3 separate regions of the Mus musculus genome follow, and all the other regions are linked to region 3. Evidence: chromatin loops called from intact Hi-C (ENCODE). Cell type or tissue: left cerebral cortex. All regions are shown on one strand. Each heading gives the region's core, and the rest is flanking DNA. Links, peaks and the distances in the headings are about the cores only.

Evidence for each region. Peaks named below come from ENCODE experiments on the same cell type or tissue, not always from the same donor. Only the 100,000 strongest peaks of a DNase experiment are listed, where the experiment ranks them.
Region 1: it touches region 3 in a loop (4-fold over the local background); 2 of 42 quality-filtered maps call a loop at or near these places.
Region 2: a loop joins it to region 3, with 2.1 times the contacts of the local background. A loop is called at or near these places in 2 of 42 quality-filtered maps.

The regions. Positions count from the first base shown.
Region 1 is chr6:90,826,452-90,832,270 of GRCm38, forward strand. It overlaps a transcript of Iqsec1 not described here. Among named protein-coding and RNA genes, the nearest start is that of Iqsec1, 19 kb to the left of the region's middle. In left cerebral cortex, for the core only: no CTCF peak of the experiment used is centred there; a DNase peak (open chromatin) is centred at 3,233; H3K27ac peaks cover 2,298 bases.
Region 2 is chr6:90,816,690-90,822,508 of GRCm38, forward strand. It overlaps a transcript of Iqsec1 not described here. Among named protein-coding and RNA genes, the nearest start is that of Iqsec1, 9.5 kb to the left of the region's middle. In left cerebral cortex, for the core only: CTCF peaks have their summits at 2,452 (motif pointing right) and 3,452 (motif pointing left); DNase peaks (open chromatin) are centred at 2,466, 3,453 and 4,715.
Region 3 is chr6:90,921,637-90,927,455 of GRCm38, forward strand. It overlaps a transcript of Iqsec1 not described here. Among named protein-coding and RNA genes, the nearest start is that of Gm38860, 85 kb to the right of the region's middle. In left cerebral cortex, for the core only: no CTCF peak of the experiment used is centred there; DNase peaks (open chromatin) are centred at 3,355, 3,736, 4,052 and 4,534; H3K27ac peaks cover 2,237 bases.

The DNA.
Region 1 (5,819 bases), core at 217-5,216, 95 kb before region 3:
TTGGAACCATGGCCATGGGATGAGGCTGTGAAGAAGTGTGGTACTGTACTATCTGCGGCAGCAAGTTCTGGTGGGGAGAGGGGAGTTTGAGAAATCAGACAGTGACGGGGTGATTTAGTGTTTAAAAGCTCCCTCTGGTGCTGGTAGGGTAGATCAGCCTTGGGGAAGCCCAGAGGCAAAGAGGAGGGAACAGTGGTACCCTACTAGGTGACAGCCAGGCAGAGGTGGGCAGGCAGGACTACTAGTAAGGAACATCAAGCTCCCAAAGAGGACCTGAGGGGCAAGGGAGAAAAAGGACTTAGGCCAGGGGATCTATGAGGGACACTGACACAGCCCATCCGCCTGTCAATTCTGTCTCAGAGACAAACAACTCTGTAAAGTCCAGGAACCAATATAAAGAAGCCAGAAGTGGCCTCCTTTCCTGGGGCAAATTTCACCTGCAAGCTCTCTCTGTCTTGTGAGTGTGTGTCCAGCTGAGAATAGGAGAAGAGGGCAACTTGACTCCAGCTATTTCACAGCCATTCCCCTGTCTCAGAGAACAGCTGTGAAGTTTGGATCTTGCTAATCCCAGGGCTCTGGAAAAGAACATAGGTCGGGCAGGTAGCATTCCACCATGTTTGCTGTGAGCCTGGTCAGAGTGCATGGGACTTGGGAAATGGTTGATGCTTCTCATATCCATCTGCCATTGGTACCTGCAGCCACTGAGCCCCCTTTTCTTTGCCTTTCCTGGCGTTACATATTTGAGCCTGGAGGACAGCGATTCGGGTCCTAAAGGTCTGCAAGCAGCACTGAGAACTTATGCCTGCCTCACTCACCTCCATTCATCCCTTCCTAGTTCTTCCCACCACTCCAGGAAGCAAGATGACAGGGGCTAAGCATGAAGACATTTGTCAACCTGTCAAAAACCAGGCCACCGGAGGTGACAAGGGCTTGGGATGAGATCTCTGAGCTCCCTACCAGGGTGTCAGAATGGGCTCTACCTCAACCCTCCTGCCCATGCCCCCACTCAGAAGGCAGCTGAGGGGAAGGATTCATCCACATTCTCGCCCTCAGCCTCGCCACCGCCCGTTCTGACTCCATTGGCTTCCCATTAAGCAGATCAATAGCTTCCACTGGTTTCCAATTTGTGCCTCCAGAAATTCATCTTCCAGCCACCTTTTTAATTAACCCCCCTCCAGTACTCAGTGGCACCAATAGATCATGTCCTCCCTCCTCCTCAGGCTTGGAAGCAGACTACAGGCTCCTAGCCCTCTGGCCAGGGAATGGCAAGTTTGTTTAAAGCCACACCATTACTTTCCTATTACCACAGAGCAGCTGGCTCTGCCATCTGGATGCCCCCACCCCTGTGCCCTGCTGTCCTCTCCAACCTTGGAGGAAGGGCTAGATCCTCACACCTGATGAAAACAGCATAAGAGAGGTGAAGCATCATGCCAGGACGCCCAGCTGAAGAGCCAGGGCTGAGGCACCAGCAGTAGAGTGCAGGGGGACTCCAGACACTGCAGGCCTTCTGGGTAAGGCAGGTAGGGTACCAGCACCCTAAACTCAGCAAGGACCAGATAGTTCTGACTATAGAAAAGCAAATTCATGTCTTTTGCAACCTGAAGAGCCTGGTCCTCCTGAGCTCATTTAGAGAAGTGAAGGAAGCAGTCACCAACCCATGTGACAGCCACCCTATGGCCACCACAGCCAAATGGACAACCGGCTCCACTAGATGTTTCTTTTTCTCATCTTCACAGTGACCAGTTCACTGACTTTCTACATTCCACGTGAAGAAACTGAGCCTTGGAGAAGCTAATTCACTTTCTTGAGGCCACATAACAGCTATGGGATGGACATATTTAGGATCTGGACTCATTTCAACAGTGAAGTTTGAGAGGAGGGTTTGCTGGGCAGCTGGATGATAAAGTCCCTCATTATGTCTTGGTGGTCTCTGTTCTCTTCCCACTAACTGGATGCCACTTCCTAGGGCCCTGCTGATGACCACATAAATGTAGAACCCTGCTCACCCAAACCCTGGGCTTCCAGCTTTCATGCTATGGTTCATGTCTGGATGTGCTATGGTTCATGTCGATGCATGGGCATGTGATGGAGTCCTTAACTGGCCTCTGATTCTGACCAGAAAGATGTATGGGAATCCACAGTATCCTGTTTCCTCCCTACAGCACTGAACAAGGTGACACCATGCCCGTGTGACCAGCTCCATACTGATGTATGGCACTGAGAATCAGTGCTTCATGCCACCCAAATGCTTTATGCAGAAAACAGATATGGGGGCTGCTCGCATGACTGCTAATGTGAGTCCAGTGGCCAGCATCCCTGCACTGTGTCATATGCCTGTAATTCCAATGCTAGGGAAGCAGAGACGGGAGGCTCTCTAGAAACTGGATGGCCCACCTAGCTGAACTGATAAGCTCCAAGTCAGGACAGATCCTGGTTCAAATCATAAGGTATAAAATGCCTGAGGAATGACAGCCAAGGTTGTTCTTTGGCTACATGCCTAGGGAGGGGGTATAGAAAAAAGTCCCCAAGAAAACCAAACCACCCACAACCCCCACCTAGAGTCAGCCACCTCTCATTACATTAGTCCTGTCCTGGCCTAGTGGTGTGACACCTGAGCTTCCAGAAGCAATGCTTCTTCCACTATCCATTATTTTACGGATAGCCTTTGGCCTCATTTAAAAAAACCCTATTGTTTTTCTCTTTTGAGACAAGTTCTCACCATGCAGCCATATCTGGCCTGGGACTCATTATATAGATCAGGCTGGCCTTGCCCCTGTGGTGATCCTCCTGTCCCTGGATTCCAAGTGCTGTAATTACCCAACCGATTGGGTGCATGCATTTGTATCTATATATGGGTTTGTGCACATGAGTGCAGATGCCTAAAGAGGCCAGAGATGTTGGACAACTTGGGGCTGTTGTTGTTACCAGCCATCCAACAATGGATATTGGGAATAGAACTCAGGTCTAAGTACTTATGCTTCACTGCTGAGTCATCTCTCAAGTCTCCACAACCCTAATTTTTAATGGTTCCTCTCTACATATGTTATAATGTATATTATAAGGCAAACCCCCTATTTGGGGATGTCAAGGCCATTGCCAACATTTTTTTAGTCATAAAGCGACATTATGAGACATTTGCTTGGTTTCAGTCTCGGAGTTTACTTCAGGATATTCTGGGCAGAATTATGGGTGGAAACGTATGCACATCTTGACTCAGTCCACATGGACGCCCACACTGCTCAGACACTAGCTGGGTTGGCACTTCTACAGGCAGCCATCTGTGAGCTCCTCACTGAGTGCTAGGCCTCCTAGCACCCTCCTCCCTCCTGCAGATGACCTCCAGAGAATTCCTACAATTCCGGGAGCCACCCTTCCTGATGTGAGGGGAGGCCCCCAGCGTGAAGTGCCTTGCTCATCAGGGTCTGCTCAGCAACTCCAGGTAGAAAGCCTTCTGGAGCCCTCACTGAACACACTCACTAGCTAGTCAGAACTTATTGGCATGGGCAGAACTTCAAAATAGCAGTCAATAAAGAGAGGTTGCTCCATATTGGGAGGTTAAACACCTAAAGTTCCAGCTACTGGAGAAGCTGTGATGAGAAGATTGGTTGAGCCTAGGAATCCGAGGCCAAGGCAACATAGTGAGACTGTCTCAGGAAAACTAAACCAAACCACCAACCAAAAACAAAAACAAAAAAAGAAAAGGGAAGGGAAGTTGGAAAGAGCCATGCAGTACTGGGGCATGTGCACACCTTAAATAAGAACTGTGCACTACCTGACCAAGCACACCTCACAAATAAAGCAGGAGGATACCAAGGATAAAGCAGGTGCCATACATGCCCGAACTGTATTGGCTCAGGGCCCCCAAGTCCAAGTTCTCAGCATAAAAGAGATTTATTTTCCTCAGAGGGATAGAGGTCAGGGAATAAGAGACAAAGACAGAAGATAGAGGACATGGGAGAAGGGGAAGGGAACAAGGAGAAGGGGAAAGAGTGTTTGTCCCAGAGGGTAGGGATGACAAAGGACCCTACATAGAGAGGAGACAGATGTGGCCCATAGGAAAATGGCAGTTTTTTAAAGGTAAAAGGGGAAACATTGCTTTATGAGGTGTTTAATTTTAATGCTAATTAGGTGAACCAAATGGGGCTTTTGCTGGACTTCAATACTTTGATACCTGGACCTTGATAGTGAGCATCAAGAGAAGGGATTGACCAAATAAGGGACTAGATGTTGGTGGCTAGTTTTAGAAATTGTAATCTAATGGTTTTTAGCAAGGCAGAGGAAATGGGGGAGAAGGGCAAGGCCTGTCAGAGACATGCTCACCAAGTTCAGGCCAGCCAGAGTCCCTTTAAGAATCCTGCTAGATTGTGGGGCAAGGCTTCAGTCAGGAACTATCCAGAAAGCCAATATAACAGACTCAGAAAGGGATGCAGGTGACAAAGGCAAGACCTTATCAAGTTCAAACATGCCCATCCTTCAGATGCCAACTCCAAACTGATGGCACAGGCAGCTTTGCAGGGTCAGTGGCAGCATGAAAGTTGATGCCCAGAGGGTGGGCAAGGCATACTCCGTCGGGAGTCAAGGATTGAGGAGCAGTACGAATGACAGCTCCTGAGGTGCTGGCCTACATGTGGACAGCATGGTTAATACATTCGCAGGGGATAAGAGGGATGGTGCACCTAGGGAAAGGCATAGGTACCTCGAGCACATACTACTCCCTTCCCTTCCTTCTTTAGTATTAGTAAGATAAAATACACAACACAAGTGATCAGGATACCAAGGTGGGGTGCATGTGACATATGGGGCCCATACCACCCCGGCTCATATCCAAACTCTGTTGCCACTTGCCAAGTACTGCTGCTCTGTGTTTTGTTTGCTTCAGGTGAGGTGACTGCAGCCCGCCTGCAGGGCAGTTGTGTGTGCCATGCTTGTTTACCTGGTGTTTGGAATGGTCTAGGTATGTGGGAGGTGTTGTTCTTGTTTGCATTACTGTTTTGATTTCCTGTAAATCTAAAATATTTGGAATTTAAAAAAATTCCAGACAGGTGCTAAATGACTCCAACTGAGGTATCCAGACAAAGCTGTTCACCAATCCTCCTACAGGCCTTGTCCATGCAGCACTACCAGTACCCAACAACAGTCTTGGGATTGGGCGTAATTTAAGTGGACATAACAGTTTTGCTCTGGAAAGGTTCCAAAGACACAGTGGTTCCAGTGTGGTCCCCAATGTTGGGAATGGTGGAACCTTAGAGGTGGGGCCCAGAGTGAGGCCTGAAGGTCACCAAGGGGGTGTGGCTCCCTATAGGGACTATGGAATGCCAGCCCCTTCTTCTTTTTCTGTTTCATTCCTTAGCCTCTAGGCATGTGGCTTGGTTTTGCCATGTGATCCCACTATGAAGTGCCATGGGGACCAATAATTGGACAGATGTAGAATGAGGACCAGTATTGCCACCTCAGCCACTGGAGAAATAACCCAGACTAGACTGCTACTCAAATCATGCACATCTGAGCTGTGACTCCCCAACCTTGTAGCTGATTCTGTGTACAGGCCCCAGTTTACCAGACCATCTGTGACTCACCCCATATGATAGATGCATATTAACTAAAGTAGCTCTCTTCCCCATTCCCCCCATGTCCTCAACACCATACATTTACTCCCTGAAATGCAAAACCCGATTCTATCCCCCTATCATTCAGCAATCAGAGATAGCTGGACTGCGTGCAGTCCTACAGACTACTCGTCAGCCATATAGCACAGAATCCTTTCCTCTGAAGCTTACAAAAAGGAACTCTCACTCCTCCACAGGGAGTTGGACTCACCT
Region 2 (5,819 bases), core at 217-5,216, 110 kb before region 3:
CAGAGATGTGTAGACTGCACAATCTTTTCCACAAAGAATCTGTGTAACAGAATGATAGGCAGTGGGCATGGTGCCAGAATCTTGTAGCCTCTGATAACCTGGCAGGCCACTGGCTGCTCTGTCTGAGGCATGGATGCTACCTCCTTCCTAAACCCTGATACAATAAGGAAGAGGACCTATGGTACTCGGTGAGAGTACCTACCACAAAGTCCATTTTCATTGGGGCCTGACAGACCATGTTCACATGGTCTTTGTCTCTCTGGTGTCTAGTGCAGTTAGGCTGCAGGAGGAATTCAGACAGTTTTTTTTCTGGAGTGACTATTCCTTATCCTATCTCTGTGCTGGGATCCTGCCCAGGAGAGCGCACACTCCCTACCTGAGTAAGCCAGTGTCCCCCTTCTCCACCCTTCTTCCATGGGGGATTTTGCTGGTGGCACAGGTGGGTAAAAGCACAGCAAACTCAGGTCCCGGCCTCATAAGAAGAGGGTCTTGATCTTTTTTGTTGTTGTTGTTCAGGGTTGTGACCACAGTGCCTGGGTCACCACAGCTACTCAATAAAATGTTGTGAGTTGATGAATGAGAGACTGAGAGAATGAATGTGACCAAGTGCAGTCTCACTCTGAGTTCTTGCCCAAGGGTCCACTCCTCTTTATTGCCACCCTCCCTGACTTCATCTACCTACCCACAGTCATGACTGTGGTAGGAACAGAACATGGGGTCTGCAGAGTCGTGAGCCTACAGCCTCCTGCAGAGGTGGTCCCCAGATCCTTAGCCAGGCCCCCAAATCCTTTAGATCCCTGCTTCCCACTGTGTTCTTTCTCCCAGCATATTCAGGCATCTGCCATGCCAGGAGACGCCATGTCCTGTCAACCAGTGAACTCTGTAGAAATCTCAGACTAAGACCCCAAACTCACATATGCACCCCACCCCCACTAGCATTTGGACACACCAGGAAGGCTGAATGGAGCCCAGGTGCAGAGCACCAGCACTGCCCTGACCATATCCCCTGGGGTATGTTCCTTGCAGAGAAATCCAGTCATTATGTTGAAAGAAAACTCATTTGTGCCCCCTGGCTGACTTGAACTTTCTCTGTTCGAGGGCTGCAGTAATCACTAGATACCCTGGCCTAACCACAACCCCCTTCATTTAATTTCTGCCATCTCCAAAGCTGTCCATCACCATTTATCATTTGGGTCTCTGGCTCACTCAACATGGGTCCAGCAAGGTCCCCCTCCCACCCCAGCCCCTGCAGCCCCTCACCACCTCTCTCTGTAGCACCACCCACAGGCCCACTGTCATTCTCAGAGGGTATCACCTTGGGTTGAAGGGGGCTGGAAAACCATGTCTGGATTCACTGATTGGCTCCAAAGCTTTCCCTGTGTCCAGCACACAGTTGGTCCTCACTGGACACTGGATAGATAAACAAATACATGGATTCTATGACCCAGGTTGGAGTGAGGCCTGGGGGCCTGCTCTCTTACTTAAGAGTGTGGGCTCTTGTAGGCTCGGCATTCCTGGACTCAGCCAGACTGGACATATTCCCTAAAGACACCATATCTGTGCAGAACAAGCCAGATTTCCGTCTTTACCTTAATCCACACAGCAGAACTAGATACTGTAAGATATTTACAGCCCATCCAGACCTACCAGAGATGTTGTGGAACATGGATGTCATTCAACATGAATACCCATGTTGTATTCATATGTGGAGCTTGAGTGGGCCGGCTTTCAGATACCAAGGAATGAATATTCTTGGTCTTATGTTTCTACCATGGGCCCACCTCTCTTCCCCCCTTTCTTCCTGGCTTCCTACCCTTCCAGACAAAAAGCTTTGCAGCTACTACAGAAGCAAGTCAGAACTAAGGAGGGTCCTGGAAGGCCATAGCAAAGCTTAATTGCTATAGTTGAGTCACTCCTGCTGGGTTACAGCCTGACCCCATGGCCTCTTGGACTGCCCTGCTCTGCTCTGCTACACTTCATACCTAGACCCCTGTCCTCTCCTGTAACCCAGGTGCTATAGATATGTCCAGAACAGAGGTGAAGACAAGCAGAGGGTGACGCCTGAGAGTCACATGTTCTGTGGAGGACCTAGACTCTGTCACTCCCCTGGGGGCATCCTTTGGAGTTCAACTTCACCATGGAAGATGAGAAGGAAGGGGTGGCTTAGGTGGCTGAGAGTAGGCAGGACTAGGGGGAATCCTGACTGGGCCATCCTAAAGCAGGAGGGCTATTTTTGTGTTTCCTGTGTCTTGAGGCTCAGAGGCAAGGCAGAGTTCATGATAAGTGCTGCTCTAGGGTTAAACTACTCTGTACTATGCCTGGTCAGAAGAAACAGCTTGGAAGGGAGTAAAGGGGAAGAGAGACCTGTCTAGAGCTAAGGGAAACAATGAAGACTGAGTGAGCAGTTGCAGAAGGAGACTTAGATGCTGTCAGGTCTCAGAAAAGCTCTGAGTGTTATACACAGGCATACCAGCAGAGGGCAGTGTTTGGCTGCCTCAATATCAGGGAAAGTAAGAAACCCCATATGGCTGGTTCCATAGCAGTGAAACTTGGCGGCGGCGGGGGGGGGGGGGGGGGGGGGGGGGGGGGGGGTTGGTTAGGGGACGCTGGGTTTCTCCTCAGGCCTGCAGTCAGCTTCTGCCATGCTCAGGCTACTTTGCTGGCCCCTCTCAGATAATGTCAACGCCTTCTGCTACTTCTGGCTGCAGAGCCTCAGTGGGGCCTGTTATCCAGGCAAGGGCCATAGAGCATGTAACAGGAAGACCCTGGCCTACTTCTCTGGACTCATGTCCCGATACTGGGTCTGCTACTCTGCCACAGGCACACTGGCATCCTTCTGTCCACAAAGCAGAGGACTTTATCAAGCCTCAGGGCCTTTGTTTAACCTGTCTGATGCCCATGGTGTCATTTCCCTTCCCCAATGCTATCATCTCAAATGTCACCTTCTCAAATAGGCCTGCTGAGCACCTTGGAGTTCCAGCTTCCACTCCTCTGTGTCCCAAATGCTTGGTGCCATCTCAATCTCTGGGGTTACTGTAGCAAACCCCACATAATAAAAGGGTCCGTGGTCCCTAGGTGGGCACTCAGAACCTCTGTGCTCACAACTACTAAGACTGTCCAGGCTTAGGGACAGAGAGGACTGGAGGCTTCCATTCCTGTCTGCCCATAGGTGCTCAGTGGGCCCTTGGAGCTGGAAAGCCTACTTTCTGTATGAATAAGGCAAAACCAAAACCAACCAAACAAAAGATGCTACCAGGCAGCTTTTCCTTGGGATGAGAGGCTTCCTCCTGGACAGACCTTATCCTAGAGCCCATGGATGAGTGGAGACCCAGGAAGGCAGGACCCATTGATGATGTGATTTTGCCCTTTGCCCTACAGGAGGCTTCGTCATCCAGTAAGCAGTGTGTAGCAAGTGGCCGATAGCACAAGGAAGCACTGACACCTAGTGGTTCTGATATGGGCACTGAGGACTATGTAGACATAGGTTCCATGACTGCATCCTCTGCTTATATCCAGGTTCCAGTTGTGGCTGGATCCTCTGCAGGCAAACTTCTAGGTCCCTGATGCTTGGGATTCTTGCCATATCCAATTCAAGGACTCAGGTGGACCACCCTCTTGGTCTTAGCTCCCCCACTGCAGGCCCAAGATGTACATGAGATCTAGCTCTGCTGGCTAAAGCCTTCATGCCTTCTGGACTGAGAGATTGCCTGAGATTAGGGTATGACCCAAGTCTGGCCAATGAGAAGCAACCCAGGCAGTGTCTTCTGGGTACTAAGCTTCAGCAGTGTGAATGTGGAAGATAGGGGCCACCTTGTCATTAAGCTACAGACTTCCTGAGAATGAGGACAGGGGAGCAAGGAAGCCTGGGATCCAGATTGTGCTAACTCTGATGTTATCTTATATCCCATCAGCTAAACCTGAAGACTCATGAACTGGACCATTTGCTCCTTTGACAATACCTCCTATCAAGGCTGGAACCCCAGATAGTGCAAACTGTGGTATCATCTTACATCTCATCAGCAAAGCTTGACTCATGGGCTGGACCATTTGCTCCCTTGGACAATATCTCCAGTGGACTTGGACTTGGAGCAAGACTCTCCCTGACACATGCAGGACCACAGTCTAGAGGAGCTACTTCACAGCTCTACTATTGCTTGGTGAGCTCACCTATGAGCCAAAGGGCTTGCTAAATACAGGAACAGGAGCTGGGCCTCTTGCTGTCTGTTCCCACCTGAACATGAGCATCCTGGCTCAAGATCATATCTGGCTCAGCTTCTCCCATGACCCATCTTGTGACAAGCTAGTGCTGGGCACTTCCAATGGATGGCCCAGCAAAGACAGCTCCATTATTGCCCCACAGCACAGATGCAGAAACAAAGTCAAGTGGTTAGGAGACTGGCTACTTGCATACTGCCAGGAAGAGGGCCATGGGGTCAGACCCAGGTTGACTGAATACCTCAACTGTAAGTTCCTGGGCCTTCTTCAGGAGTCCTGTTCAGACTTTTGAATTTCAGAGAGCACTGGACTTCTCTGGATCTAAACTGGGACTCTAGGGTAGCAGAAAATTAGAGTTCAGCATCTAGTAGGCTTCTCAGCATCACTTATCAATCCTGGGCTAAGCGCCGCATGTTTTTGAGGGCTGGTAGTGTTCATTACCTAGTGGCAATGTAGGTGTGTGGTTAGTTTGATGCCAGCACAGGATCTGGGGCCAACCTCCTCTGAATATTCTCCCTCTCTCTATACTTTATTCCTGGCTCATATAGCCTAACAGCTATACCCCACAGGGAAGCATGCCTGGAGGTTTCCTTGGTCAGGCCTGATCACTTGTGTACCTACTCCCTGGAGGTGACCTCATCCTTGTTCTTCCTGCAGCCCTTTCGTGCCTGAGTACTGTACATATTTGGTCCCAATCACCATGAGATTTTCAGAGGATTTGTGAACACCCTCTTGGGCCTATCTGGACTTTCTGGGCCAGAACCTTTGAAACCAGCCTGGCCCTCCTGGAATGCATCTCTGCCAAGCTACATTAGAAATGTGCTGACTTCTGACTACCACAGTACCAGGAGAGAAAGATGGAGTGGAGGACATTCCTAAATGTTCCCTACTTGATGCACCAAGAACCATCTCCAGCCACAACCCCTTCCTGCTGGGTGCTCATCACTGCCTCACCCGTCTCCAGACACCTGGGGCCTTTTCCATTGCCTTCCCCTTGGGTAGGCCTGGCAGGACACTGAGGATGCAATCACCAGCCTTTTAGGAACTGGTACTATGGAAAGGAGCCGGGATGTCCTCCCGTGGAGGATGCTGAGCGAGACTCACGCTAGCAATTTGCAGCACAGGCAGATGTGGAGACAATGGGAGTCTGATTGGCAGGGTGGGAGGGGCTGCAGCTGTGCTTGGAGGAGCTGGGAAGGTGGGGTGTCTGCAGGCCCAAAGGAAAAGTGCTGAGCCAGCTGCATGGAGGAAGGCTGGAGGGGAGGCCAGAGTAAGGCCATGTTCTACACTGCATTTCCACCAATAGGAGGTTCATGAAGGGGTGAAGCCAGCTCTCAGAGCCCCTCAGTTAGATAATTCCCACCCTGGATCCCACTTCCATAGACCTGCCTCATGGACCATTTCTGTGATGCCAGTTATCATGAGGCAAAGCAATGGGCAAAAATGCCTGGAGCATCCCTGACTCAGTGGGACTCCCAAGTGTGGGCTCAGCCTGCTGTCACTGTGTTTCCTTCCAATTTGTGCTGACATCTATTGAGCAGCAAGTGTGTACCAACCTCCTGAGAGTGGGCTCAGCCTCCAGCTCCTGTTTCCTTCCCACTCAT
Region 3 (5,819 bases), core at 510-5,509:
TTTGGGGCCAGGGAGGCAAATGCACACAGATAATAAAGCACCAAGACATTATAAAACGTTCTCAGCACGGATGATTTATCGATGTGTCCATGGCACCGGGAGAAGGCAAGACAAGGCTGCTGTATTTCACCCCCTGTGCAGCCTAAGTGGTTTGTATGTTCAGACAATTTCAAGCCATCCTGTGCCGGCCCACGACAAACAGCTCCAGAACAGCAGACCTCAGAGGGCAAGGGACAGGCACAGTTGAAGTGGGGCAGAGCTGGGATGCAGCATGTGGCTCAGCATCTGGGGCAGGGCACTTCAGGCAGGGCCTGTTGAAAAGCTCACAAAATAAGAATTTTCAGCTGTAGAGATGGCTTGACACTTAAGAGCACTTACTGCTCCTGCAGAGAACCTGAGTTAGGGTTCCCAGCACCTATGTGCCAGCTCATAACCACCTGTAACTCAGTTCCCAGGAATGTGATAGCCTCTAGTCTTTACAGGCACCTGCACACATATGGTGTACATAAACCCATACAGGTACACATCTATACACATAAATAAAATAAATAATCATAGTCAATGTCCCAGAAAGAAATTGATCTTGGGGCCTCAAATTGCTGTCTTTGGCTCTTACAGCCAAAGATTTTTGGTTTTTGGTTTTGGGGGATTTTCCCCCACTAATGATTCCTTGACACCAAATGCAGTGCCCTAGAGCTGTACAGCTACATTCCTGCCAGAGCTCTGTCCAGTATCACTGGGAAATCCATCTGACAGAACAGATCCTCTGGCCATGTACCAAAGGACACCATCTCTGCACTGATGCAAAGCAGCATCTGCAGTGGTCAGATGCTGAGCAGCAGGAGCTCCTATTCACAATTAGGTCTCACACATGACACTGGAAGTTACACCACTGTAGTAGAAATGTTCCTGGAGAACAAGGTCCTCCTCCTGGATGAGCATTCCACAGGCCATTAGCTCCATGTAGCCTCTTTGAGAAACCCTGGTCACACCATCTAGAACACACTGCTCAGCAGGAAACAGTAGCTCCAGGAGGGTCACTGGAGTGATCCAACAACATTGGCAAGGTCAGGAAACCAAGCAGAGGCACCAAAGCACCCGATCTAGCACAGCAGGAGCAACTTGCCCCTTTTTAGAGGACGAGGAGGGAGCATCTACTTGGGTCCAGAAGTATTGCATGGTGCCAACTGTGGCTGGGGACAAAGGAACAGCAGAAACAGAACTGGAAGAATGAAATCCAGCTATTTGGCTCACTGGTCTCCTGTTGCACTTCTCTCTCATCTGTGGACTTGCACAGCATGAGCACAGGTTTCCAGGACAAGAGGCATGCAAAGGAGACAGTGGATCCTGAGGGACAGACAGATGGACACAACACCCGATATACTCTCTCTCCCTCAGAGAATCAGAACACATTTGGATTCACAGCCTACACATATATAGTTAATTTTGCTTGTCTCTACTCATCCTCAACTTTACCAATTTTTTTTTCTGGTAACTTTGGGTTACAATGAAGAATTAAAAACAATGTAGGACATTGGGGCTGGGGTCTGTGGCACAGTGGTCAAGGACTAGCCTAGCGTATACTAGACCCTGATGTTCTAAGGATCAAAATCAAGCAAACAAAAACGTATAGAACATAACATAATTAATTTCCAATAACTGGCATGACCATGATTCAGGATTTTTTTAAAATTCTATTTTCTTTATTCTATAACTTCCTAATGCTATGACACTTTAATATAGTTCCTCAGGTTGTGGTAATTCCCAACCTAAAAATCATTTCATTGATACTTCATAACTAATTTTTCCACTGTTATGAATCTTTACGTAAATATCTGATATGCAGAATAACTGATAGGTGATGGGGGTTATGACCCACAGGCTGAGAACAACTGGTTTATAACCTGGCATGTGCATGCATGAGTGTACGTGTGTGTACGTGTATGCATGTTTGGGTTTTTTCTCTCCCCTTGCTGCTGGGAATTACACCAGAGCCTCAAACAATGCTAGGCAGGTACTCTACCACTGAGAATACCCTTACAGGGTGACCTCTACCATAAATCAGCTTGAAAAACGTCTCTTCCATAGATAAAACTCTTCGAGTCTGTTGACATACGATGCACTTTCCTTAATGATCCCTGACCCCTGGCAAGCAGTCACTCACTCCTGTCTCTATGGACAGATGTTTCCATGACAGCAGCCTTAGTACTGGCTCTCTCTCACTCAGCACTGTGTAAAGTTTACCAACAATGCAGCTTTGCCCATCAGGAGCTCCTTCTTCCTTAGAGCTAAGCAGTGGACACTGTATAGATGCACCTGTAGATCCAGCTTTCCAGAATGTTCCTACCCAGAAACTAAAAGGAATGTACTCTTCAGAAAGGGCAGGAGTGGGGCACCTCCACAACAATTTGAAAACCTTGCACCTGACCAGCTCTGAATTTCCCCGCAACCTGACTCATCACACCCACTCCCCAGGTTTGTTGCCTGGTCTCTGGTAATCACTTCATATTCATGCATAAGCAGTCTCCAGCCTGGGGCTGGAGAGATGGCTCAAGGATTAAGAGCACTGACTGCTCTTTGAGCAGACCTGGCTTCTATTCTCAGCACCTTCATGGCAGCTCACAACTGTTCGTTAACTCCAGATCAAAAGGATTCAACACTCTCACACACACATATTCACAATCCCTCACTGAACTGCTGTCCCATGGGTGCCATGGATGTTAAATATGCCCACTTCCAAATGTACTTGAAGGTCCAGACTCAAACTGATCATTCTTCTCATTCACAGATCCAGAAAAATATTTCTGGAGCCCTGGTGGCTGCAAGTTAGGATGGGCAGCCCCACCCTGGTAGGGAGATCCATTAAGCAGACACACCTCCCAGCGGCTCTATTAATATTCATTGCCACTTTACCAACTGCCCGCCCTGCCTTCCTGTGGGACCAGTGGAGGATGTGAAAAATGGACTCATTAAGATGTTAAATAATTCAACCACAAGCAGACCCTGCCACACGCCCTGCAGCTTTGCACTCACTGGGCAGCAGTGTGATGCCTGCCCAAGGACTGGCCACCTCTACAGGACAACATTGGAGCTGGGGTGGAGCATATGTGCTGACTTCTCGCCATGAAAAGGGGAGATGGCACCTCTTCTATGCATGTGCATAGCTGATTTCAGCAACACTGATGCCCTGAGCCTGGGGCGGGGGGAGAGGGGCACATATCTTTGGGATCTGCCTATTTCTGCTCTTAGGACACAAGTCCTAAGCTGAAAACACATTCATGCTATGAGCGCAATTTCAAATCTTAAAGGACACCTTAAGACTGGAGTTTGCCACTCATGTATCTGCTGCGTGGGAGTCATGGGAATGTGTGGGTTAGCTAAGACTCCTGAAAAAAGTCTAGTCCACTCAGCTCATCTGGATTTCTCAGTGCCCAAAATGTCAAATTTGGAAGCACCACTTCAAAAAAAAAAAAAAAAAAAAAAAAAAAAAAAAAAGGTAGCTTGTGGCTGATACTGTCAGTTTGAACCTCAAGCCAGGGAAGGGCAGCCCCATGGCAAAAGTTTGCTCTTTTGTAGCTCCTTCTGTCTACATTTTGCTGCTTAGCCTACACCCCGTGAGCTTCTACTGCAAATGTCTCCCATTCTATAATGATCATTTGTTGATGAATCTAGACTTGGGATCTCCCTAAAGCAGGGCTTCTGGACACTCAAGAAGGAGGATTCCTGGTACTTGCCAAATTCAATAACTAATAAATAAATGGTTTTCTGGTCAGAAACAAGATATAGCTTTCCAGCTGCTACTGGCTTACTCTGGTTTACAATGGCCTCAAGACCAGTGCCAATGTACACATACCCCCTGAAACCCAGAGGGGTGCCCCCACTAAAGAGATAGTCAAAAGCACAATGCCCACTCAGATACCCATATACTAGCCATGTAGGCACCCAGCCTCATTCACAGTCTAGCCTGGTACTGCTCTTGAAGCCACTTGCATCTATAGCCGCATGGACACAGTTCACTGCCAAACACTGCTTCTATTAATAGCTCCTGGCTCTGGGGACACTCCTCAGGCACGAATGCCACTTATTTCTCAAACCGGCTTCTCAAGCTGCCCACTCCATCCTACAGTTGCATAAAAGATGTCTTGAGAACAGCAGCAATGGGGTCTCAGGCCTGGGAACAGGGTAACCAGGATGAACTCACTGCTTCTAACTCTGAGGCCATGGCTCATACATACCCCTGGGCAGGAAGGACCCTACAAAATGACAGCATAAGAAAAACCTTAAACAAAGGTGGCAGGAACCCGGTGCAAGAGCAAACATCCTTTCTACCTCTGAAGCTACTGCCGCAGTCCTCTGTTCATGGTGAAATCACTCTGGTATTTTTTTCTAAGTGTGAAAGAAGTCCCTCTGCTTCACCTGCTGCCCAGGTACCTTTCTGGGCAGTGGCCCTCATAATCCACCAAAGGAAGACACAGTTTCTCCAGCAGACCCAAGAATCCTTTGGAAAGGGCCAGAGCTAGAAGAAGTTAAAGTTAGAACCAGGTCTCAGGACTGCTCTGTCGCTGTTACACAGATGCTACCTCTATGCTGCCAGTATCTCTCAGGAGGCCTTGTGAAGAAGCTGATAGATGAGGCCACCTAGGAAGCCCATCTTCATGAATCTCCACCCAACTGTCTTCTAGCCTACTTTGCCAATAAAGACCACCCAAATACCGCACCCCTAAAATACATTCCTGGAGTGTGTACTGGCTCTGGGTCCTCCAGCAGCTCCAGTGTGGTGGCATATGGCTTGGTGACTTCATGCATCAGAGGGACTAGACCTCCTTACAGAGGTGCCAGTGCCAGCATCTGCTAGAGACCCAAGAATCTCCATGCAATTAGCAATCTGTGGAATGAGATTGGATTCACAAATGACCTGGGGCCAGATGGTTCCCTGATCTAAACATTTATCACATGTCCCAGGAAGCATGAGTTTCCTCGGCCAGGATGAGGCCCAGTTCAGGGATAGAAGGCCTAGATGGGAGGGGCAGGAGAGAGAGAAGCATTTAGCCCTCCCCGCTGCAGCCTTCAGAGGGGTGCCTTGCCTTCCTTTTTACCAGTCAGAAACATGGACCTTAGCCACATTAAGTGTGAAACTTCTAGCATGAGACAATTCACACTGTGTAACCATCCCTACCTCCCATCTTCAGACGTTTCCCATTTTCCAAATTGAAACTCTGTCCCCACTAGATACTGACACTGCTTTCCCCTTCCAGCCCCTGGAACGTGCCATTCCACTTTCTGTTTCCATAAACCCAACTACGTCTATGAGTAAATCATTCAGAATCAGTAACCAATTTACACTACTTAAATATATTATCCTCCAAATCCATGCTGCAGCATATGTGAGGACATTTTTAAGTCCATAGTTTCTGGTCAAGAAAGCGGGCTGAGCAAGTTATGCGGAGCAAGCCAATAAGCAGAATCTCCACGGCAGTGGCTTTCAACCTTCCTTACGCTGTGACCTGTTAATACATATCTTCATGTCTCGGTGACTCCCAACCATAAAATTATTATTGTTGCTATTTTATAACTGTAATTTTGCTACTGTTACAAATTGTAACATATGGCTAGAGAGATGGCTCAGCCGTTTAGAGCAGAGGTCCTGAGTTCAATTCCCAGCAACCACACGGTGGCTCACAACCATCTGTAATGGGATCTGACGCCCTCTTCTGGTGTGTCTAAAGACAGCTACATTGTATTCATATACATAAAATAGATAAGTCTTTTAAAAGAAAAAATAAAAGCAAATTGTATCATAAATATCTGTGTTTTCCAGT